Regions from separate parts of the Homo sapiens genome. Here region 2 is linked to region 1. A link is a contact called in ENCODE Hi-C or POLR2A ChIA-PET data. All regions are on one chromosome and are shown on one strand. The core of a region is the stretch at or near the end of the contact, and the rest is flanking DNA. Distances in the headings are between cores, read along the strand shown. Region 1 overlaps ZNF213-AS1 (ZNF213 antisense RNA 1). Region 2 overlaps TRAP1 (TNF receptor associated protein 1).

The links. A loop is a pair of places that touch in the nucleus more often than their neighbours do. ChIA-PET counts read pairs that join two places held with the same protein, here RNA polymerase II (POLR2A). Pooled maps may share reads with other maps.
Region 2: a loop to region 1 is called in a pooled map, with 2.1 times the contacts of the local background. The contact joins two enhancer-like sites. A Hi-C loop is called at or near these places in 1 of 50 pooled maps. POLR2A ChIA-PET finds 5 or more read pairs at or near these places in 3 of 52 experiments (T-cell, WTC11 and activated naive CD4-positive, alpha-beta T cell).

What each region holds. Positions count from the first base shown.
Region 1 is chr16:3,122,826-3,126,751 of GRCh38, reverse strand. It overlaps ZNF213-AS1 (ZNF213 antisense RNA 1), which reads left to right. Exons shown (of 6, transcript NR_110900.1): 6 at 786-1,223. Among named protein-coding and RNA genes, the nearest start is that of ZNF205-AS1, 9.2 kb to the right of the region's middle. RefSeq lists an enhancer at 1,916-2,395 and a silencer at 2,206-2,475. Within about 2 kb of position 2,416, at least 29 of the 41 ENCODE cell types and tissues checked have a DNase peak (open chromatin) inside an H3K27ac peak, as active enhancers do.
Region 2 is chr16:3,688,342-3,692,054 of GRCh38, reverse strand. TRAP1 (TNF receptor associated protein 1) reads left to right here. Exons shown (of 18, transcript NM_016292.3): 2 at 1,070-1,228; 3 at 2,918-3,000. Among named protein-coding and RNA genes, the nearest start is that of TRAP1, 27 kb to the left of the region's middle. Within about 2 kb of position 1,459, at least 15 of the 41 ENCODE cell types and tissues checked have a DNase peak (open chromatin) inside an H3K27ac peak, as active enhancers do.

The sequences.
Region 1 (3,926 bases), core at 1,167-3,666:
ATATAAAAAGAGATGAGATTAGACCGGGTGCAGTAGCTCATGCCTGTAGTCCCAGCACTTTAGGAGGCAGAGGCTGGAGGATCATCACTTGAGCCCAGGAGTTTGTTATCAGTTTGGGCAACATAGTTGAAACATAAAATACAAAAATTAGCGGGGTGTTGTGGTGAGCACCTATAGTCCCAGCTACTCAGAAAGCTGAGGTGGGAGGGTCGCTTGAGCCTGAGAGGTCAAGGCTGCAGTGAACTGTGATCATGCCACTGCACTTCAGCCTGCGTGACAGAACAAGACTCTGTCACACACACACACAAAATGAGAAATCAAATTCAATGATATAGGTGCATTTAGTAGACTTCAAATTTAATGTTAGCGTGTGTGGCTGTTGGTGGCTTTTTAGCAGTTTACTCCATTGGTTGGCTGAAATTTGGACTCATTGGTGGCCTTCAGTTAACAAGGTTGAGATGGCTGAAGTGGCATGACAGGAAAGAAGGAAACCAAAGGCTCCTTTTCCTTAGGGAGATGGAAATGTTGAGTGGCCTTATCATGCATGACCTGTGTACCCACCCCATCCCCAGCTATCTTTTACCAGTAGACACTGGCTTCACTAAGTCTCTGAGAAAGGCATTAATGACAGGATCACCTGAATCCTTGAAGAGCTCTGTGGTTGCTCTGTGAGATCTGTGTTCATCTCCATGACTAGCCTAGGGCTTTGTTAGTTGAGAACATAAAAATTGCTGTCTTAAGTTACTGAGGTGCAGGCCATTCATTGGGTGCTGCCTTTACACCAGGCAGGAAGCCCGCCTGACCCCATGTCTCAGGCTGCCAGAGGAGCGTGCGATGAGGAAGGCTGGACTGTCTTCACAGGACACCAGGGAGAAGCCTCAAGCCACTGCCCCCTGACAAGTCGCAGCTCTCCAGCCTGTCTCCTCACTCCCCTCCCCTCCACATGGGGGGGTTGGGGTGGGGGCGGGGAAGGTTCGGGGCAGGGGTCATTTCAGCTACTGGGCACCAGTCTCCTCCTCATGTTTATCCTGTTCCCTTTGCTTGAAAGGTTCGTACTCCAGATCCTTGTAAAACCGCTTCTCACCCTTTGAGTCTCAGCTTAAATGTCCCCTCCTTGGAGGGGTCTTCCCTGACAATGAAGCTCCGACCGTCCTCTCCTGTTTTACCCAGTTCATTTCTTTCTGGCATTTGTAACTACTTGAAGTTAAAGTGTGTGCCATGTATGTGTCTGTCAGTTTCCCCCACCACACTGGAACCCCATGAGGGCAAGGGTCTTGTCTGGAATCTTCCTCACTTACAACTCAACATTTAGCAAAGGACCTTTGCTAAATTAACAGGCATTCATTTTGTATTTGAAAAATGAACTAGTGAGGCCGGGCGTGGTGGCTCACACCTGCAATCCCGGCACTTTGGGAGACCGAGGCGGGCTTGAGGTCAGGAGTTCGAGACCGGCCTGGCCAACATGGTGAAACCCCATTAAAAATACAAAAATTGGCTGGGCGCGGTGGCTCACGCCTGTAATCCCAACACTTCGGGAGGCTGAAGCGGGCGGATCACGAGGTTAGGAGTTCAAGACCAGCCTGACCAACATAGTGAAACCCCATCTCTACTAAAAATACAAAAATTAGCCGGGCATGATGGCAGGCGCCTGTAATCCCAGCTACTCGGGAGGCTGAGGCGGAAGAATCGCTTGAACCAGGAGGTGGAGATTGCCGTGAGCTGAGATCACGCCACTACACTCCAGCCTGGGCAACAGAGCACGAATCCATCTCCGAAAAACAAACAAAAAAACGAATGTGTGAGGAACGCAGCAAAGCCCCTACAGTTAACGTTTGCCGCCCTCTGCCCCTCAGGCACTCCAGAGCCGCGAGCCGCCTCGCACAGCCCGCGCGTTTCTTCTGCTCCCCCGGAAGAGGGCACGGTCTCCTTCCTGGCCGCTCTCTGCCGGCCGTACCGCACGACAGCTGGCAGCACCGTCAGCCCCTGCTCGGGAGCTCGGAAGATGCTCTAGCTCCGCGGCCAGTGCAGCGAACCCACCCAACCCTGGTGCAGGAGCCATTGCAGCAAATTGACAGGGAGTCCTCTGGGCCGGAAGTGGCCCTGGCCCTGCGCCGTATGCTCTCTAGGACTGCAGGAGGCTCGGCATCTCGGTGATAGACCCAGGAAGTCAGTGGCTGGGCGGGGCGGGCTGTGAGGACTGAGGTCTGTAGCGAAGGTCCAGCCCCGTGGTCTTCGCTTCGTTCGGCAACGAACGCCCAGCGAAGGGTAAGACGAAATGCTTCAAAGACAGGATCCTGGAGCAGTTGCCGGGGCAACCGTGCGGCTTGGGGCGTGGCGGTGAGGGGAAAAGGGCCGGGCACAAACTTCAGCCGTGATTGGCTGGTTCTGCTGGAGCCGCCTTTCTCCCCGCCCCGATGCCTGAATGGCTAAGGGCAGGGGGGCGTGGCCTCCTGGATTCAGTCATGCCGGCGACGGGGCCGCCGAGCGAGAGGCTGGGTCCATGGGACCCTGCAGGCTCTGGGCTTCGCTACACGGCCGGGCCCGGGAACTGGGAGACGGTGTCCTAGGCTAGGACGGCGCTGAGGCCGACGCCCCCGGCCCAGAGGGGCAGCGCCGACAGCCGATCCCTGAGCGCTTGCAACAGGAACCTGGGGCCGCAGGGAAGCAGGTGGGAAGCCAGGATGCATACATCCTGCCTCTCCGCCTCCGCCCTCACCGTGCTCCTGACACCGCATCAGTGATGATCTGGTGGAGTTCTCCAGTGGCCGAGAAGCCCCGAGGAAGCCAGGGAAACCGCTGAACCTCCTCATCCTCTACCCAGGGAGACACCAAGACCCTTACCTGGCTTCTTCCCTCCAGCCTCCTACCTCTCAGTGACGCCCATCACCTACCAAACTATGAGCACCCTTCAGCCTGGCGTTCCAGGTCCTTCCCTGGCACAGCCCCTACTCCTCCCTGTCTTATTTGTGCTTGTCGAATATTTCCGAAACTGCCAAGTTCCACTCTTAAGATACTCTTTCCAGATCTATCCCACAGTGGGGCCTCCGGAGGGATCCCTAGAGGGAGAAGTGGGCCAGCCATAAGGAATGGCCATCTGCAGGCACCCTCCACGGGGCCCTTGGAACCCGTGCTCCTGCACTCTGCCACGAAAGGGGAAACGTTTCACCAGGAAACTGTCTGCTGTCTGGGCTCCCTGGAGGCCAGAGTGAAGTTTTTAAATGACTCCCTAGATCACTCAACGGTCTTTTTTTTTTTTTTTTTTTTTTTTTTGGAGACAGGGTCTTGCTCTGTTGCCCAGGCTGGAGGGCAGTGGTGCGATCACAGTTCACTGCAGCCTCAACCTCCCAGGCTCAGGCGATCCTCCCACCCTAGCCTCCCAAGTAGCTGGTACTACAGGCACGCATCACCATGCTTGGCTAATTTTTTTTAACTATTTAGAGACGAGGGTCTTGCTGTGTTGCCCAAGCTGGTCTCAAATTCCTGACTTCAAGCCATCCTCCTGCCTCAGCCTCCCTAAGTGCTCAGATCACAGGTGTAAGCCACCACACCAAGCCTTGACAGACCTCTGAATCACTCAGGTCCTGACATCTGGTCCCTGGCACGCTGGCCACGGAGCCTAAGGAACTGAAATTAAAGCAAGCAGCACTCACTGTGCAAGTGAGTACTCTGCTCAGCTCTCTTGCCAAGTGATGACGGCTTCCAGGGTCATTTTAGAAACTCTCCCACCTCTGTCTCTCTCCTTACTTAGAAAATGAGCTCTTTTGAGAGCAACCCTGCTTTACAAATGAGTCTCCCTCACCCCCTCACACTGAACCAAGCAGAGCAATCCTATTTCTGGCTGAGTGATTGGGACCATGAAGACAAACTGAAGGGAGGAAACAGCTTTTTTTCTGGCCTTGGAAATAATCATTTAATTCAACCAATCC
Region 2 (3,713 bases), core at 210-2,709, 570 kb before region 1:
CCTGGTATGTGGTCCCTGGGGTCAGTGGGTGTTGGTGTTGGGTCGGTCCAGTCCTGTGTTGGAGTGAAAGTGTCTGGTTTCTGGGCCTGCGTCGGTGAACTGCGTGCGGCTGGGGACACATTGGCTGCTTTCCTCCCTCGCTGGGCTCTGCCGGCAACTTTCTCAGCCCACTGGACTGAGCAGGAAGTTACAGAAGACAAGTCTCCTTCTTAGTTAGAAGGTAGAACCCATCGTCAGCTGTTTTTCAGTTTTTAAAGTACACAAATTTTTTTTAAAAAATCTGTTTTGGATGAAAAAGCAATGGGAAAGAATCAACTTTTAGAAGATGAGACAGTTTCAGAATATTAACATTTAAATATTTGGATCCCTTTTGGGAGGATTTTTTTTTTGCTTGACTGTCAAGAGCAAAGAAGTGTGGCCCATCGGGGGCTTCTGCAGGGGCTGCGAGGGTCGAGACAGGTTTCAGTTTGGTAGGTTGATGCGAGGTGTCACCCGTGAGGCGAATGTGGGAAGTGCTGTCAGCAGGCATCTGCCAGCTGGGCATGGTGGCTCACGCCTGTCATCCCAGCTCTTTGTAAGGCCAAGGCGGGAAGATGGTTTCAGCCCAGGAGTTCGAGACCAGTCTTGGCAACATAGCAAAACCCCATTTCTACAAAAAATTTTTTAAAAAATTATGGGGGCATGGTGGTCTGTGCCTGTGGTCCCAGCTACTCGTGAGGCGGAGGCAGGAGCATTGCCTGAGTCCAGGAGGTTGGGGCTGCAGTGAGCTGTGATCGCAGTGACAGAGCGAGACCCCCTCTGAAAAGAAGGCAGCAGCCCACCCCCTCCAGTTTCGCTTCTGCGGTTCTGAGAAGACACAGTATCTTACACTGATGACATCTGTGAGGGCTCCTTGCCAAAACCACACCCTGACACTGTGGCATTTGGTCCTGTGGATTTCTCTTTCAGCAACAGCCCGACTTAGAGATGTCCACGCTAGCTTCTGCTAGACACCCTTGATGGGACGAATTACCATATTGTTTCTCGTGTCTTCCTAATTCTCATTCTTTCTGCATATTTGTCTTTTCAGGAAAACCAATTCTGTGTCCTCGGAGGACCACAGCCCAGTTGGGCCCCAGGCGAAACCCAGCCTGGAGCTTGCAGGCAGGACGACTGTTCAGCACGCAGACCGCCGAGGACAAGGAGGAACCCCTGCACTCGATTATCAGCAGCACAGAGAGCGTGCAGGGTAGCCTTGGCTCGTGCTTTGGTCTGGGAGGGCTTTTTGGTTCACTGCTGTGCGTAAAGGGGCATTTTCAGGGTGGAGGCAGTGATTGGTAGAGCCACCGCCTTAGGTGTGAAATCAGAAGGTCTTGGCTGTAGGGAGTGCTGCGCCCTCCATTTCTGTCCCAGCGAGGGACTTCTGCCAGTGTCGGGTGTGTCTTGCCCCCTCTGGTGGCCACCCGTGAGTTTGCCGTCCGGCACCTCCCCTGAGTGGTGATTCATGGCACATCTGCTAATAATCATGGAAGCGGGAGGGGAAACTCAGCATTGGCCCAGTCTGCGCAGGACCGAATTCTGGAGCTGTCTTTTCATTCCCTCTGAAGTATAAAAAAGCAGTCTTTGGAGCCAGTCCTGAAGTGGCTCCATTTCTGGCTTTTAAGTGGGTCGACAAGAGTAGAATCTTTGAAGTTAAAAAGAGAAGTGAGGTTTTCTTGTTATTTTGATTTCTAACTAATTAATTTGGAAACCGCTTTTTTGAAGAATATAGTCCAGGCACAGTGGCTCACACTTGTAATCCCAGCACTTTGGGAGGCCGAGGCAGGAGGATTGCTTGAGGCCAAGTGGTCGAGACCAACCTGGGCAAGATAGACCCTTTCTCTACAGAAAAAAATTAAAAAGTTAGCCAGGCATGGTAGCACACACCAGTGGTTCCAGGTACTTGAGAGGCTGAGGCAGGAGAATCGGTTGAGCCCAGGAAGTTGAGGCTGCAGTGAGCACGATCCTGCCACTGCATAGCAGCCTGGGCAACAGAGCCAGATCCTGCCTCTAAAAAAAAAAGAAAGAACATATAATCTGGTTCTTAGAGGCAGTCCAGTTCTCGTAACCATGCACATTGGGAAACCAGGCTCAGCATTCCCTCGACATAGCCCGAGGCATGTCTGGCCTCAGCAGTGGGAGGATTTGTCCTGCCCTGAGACCTCCTTTCTGAGAGACTTTTTGTTTTGTTTTGTTTTGAGACAGGGTCTTTCTCTGTCACCCAGGCCGAGTGCTGTAGTGCAATCATGGCTCACTGAAGCCTCGACCTCCCTGGCTCAAGTGATCCTCCCACCTCAGCCCCCTGAGTCACTGGGACCACAAGTGTGTGCCACCACCGTCAGCTACTTTGTGTATTTTTTGTAGAGATGGCGGGATCCCTCTGTGTTGCCCAGGCTGGTCTTGAGCTCCTGGGCTTAAGTGATTCTCCTGCCTTGGCCTCCCAAAGTGCTGGGATTACAGGCATGAGCCATGGTGCCCAGCCAGACTTTGTTTCTGTCTGCTTCTTTCTTTTTGTTCATGATCTTAAATGTGTGGGAGGCCGAGGCGGGCCAATCATGAGGTCAGGAGATCGAGGCTATCCTGGCTAACATGGTAAAACCCCGTCTCTACTAAAACTACAAAAAATTAGCCGGGCGTGGTGGCAGGCACCTGTAGTCCCAGCTACTCGGGAGGCTGAGGCAAGAGAATGGCGTGAACCCGGGAGGCAGAGCTTGCAGTGAGCCGAGATCGTGCCACTGTACTCCAGCCTGGGTGACAGAGCGAGACTCCGTCTCAAAAAAAAAAAAAAAAAAAAGTTTAAAACTCATAAACTTAAGCTTTCTTTGGAATGTGACGTAGCGTATTCTTGCACAAAAATAGAAGTTAAACTTTGTTGGTTGTGTCTGTGTTTCATTACTAGGTTCCACTTCCAAACATGAGTTCCAGGCCGAGACAAAGAAGCTTTTGGACATTGTTGCCCGGTCCCTGTACTCAGAAAAAGAGGTGCGTTCCCTGCTAACCATGCCCGATGCTAGCAAAGTTTCTTTTCACAAAGCTGGTTTTTATGCCATTCTGGAGAATTGCCAGATAATATATTAGCTGTGAGAAAGCATTAAACTTTGGACAGGTCCTCATCTTAAGCTACCAGTGAGAGGAGTTTTACCAGAATCTGTTTTGGTTTCCTGGATAAGTGTATCCAGATGGTTCTTTGGGCTGGATCAACTCTGGGAATTAATTGAATTTTGCCAATAATTTTAAAAGTTCCCGAAATACAGGCCTGGTGTGGTGGCTCATGCCTGGGAACTCAGTGCTTTGGGAGGTCGAGGCAGGAGGATCACTTGAGCCCAGGAGTTTGAGACCAGCCTGGTCAACACAGCAAGACTCCGTCTCTACAAAAAATTTAAAAAATTAGCCAGCTATGGGGGCACTGACCTGTGGTCCCAGCTACTCAGGAGGCTGGGGTGGGAGGATGACTTGAGCCTGGCAGACTTTGGGGCTGCAGTGAGCCATGATTGTGTTACTACACTGACCTGCACAACAGAGTAAGACCCTCTCTCCAAAAAAAAAGTCCCCCAAATCCTAGCGTGCAGCTCTGCTGAATTCCGTCTCTGTGGAGCTTTGGATACGCTCTGAGGCCCCTTTGCCTGGTGGGACTACCTGCAGGTCTTGGCGGCTTTGGCTGCCGGAGGAAGAAGGTTCCCCAGTCCTGTGTGTAT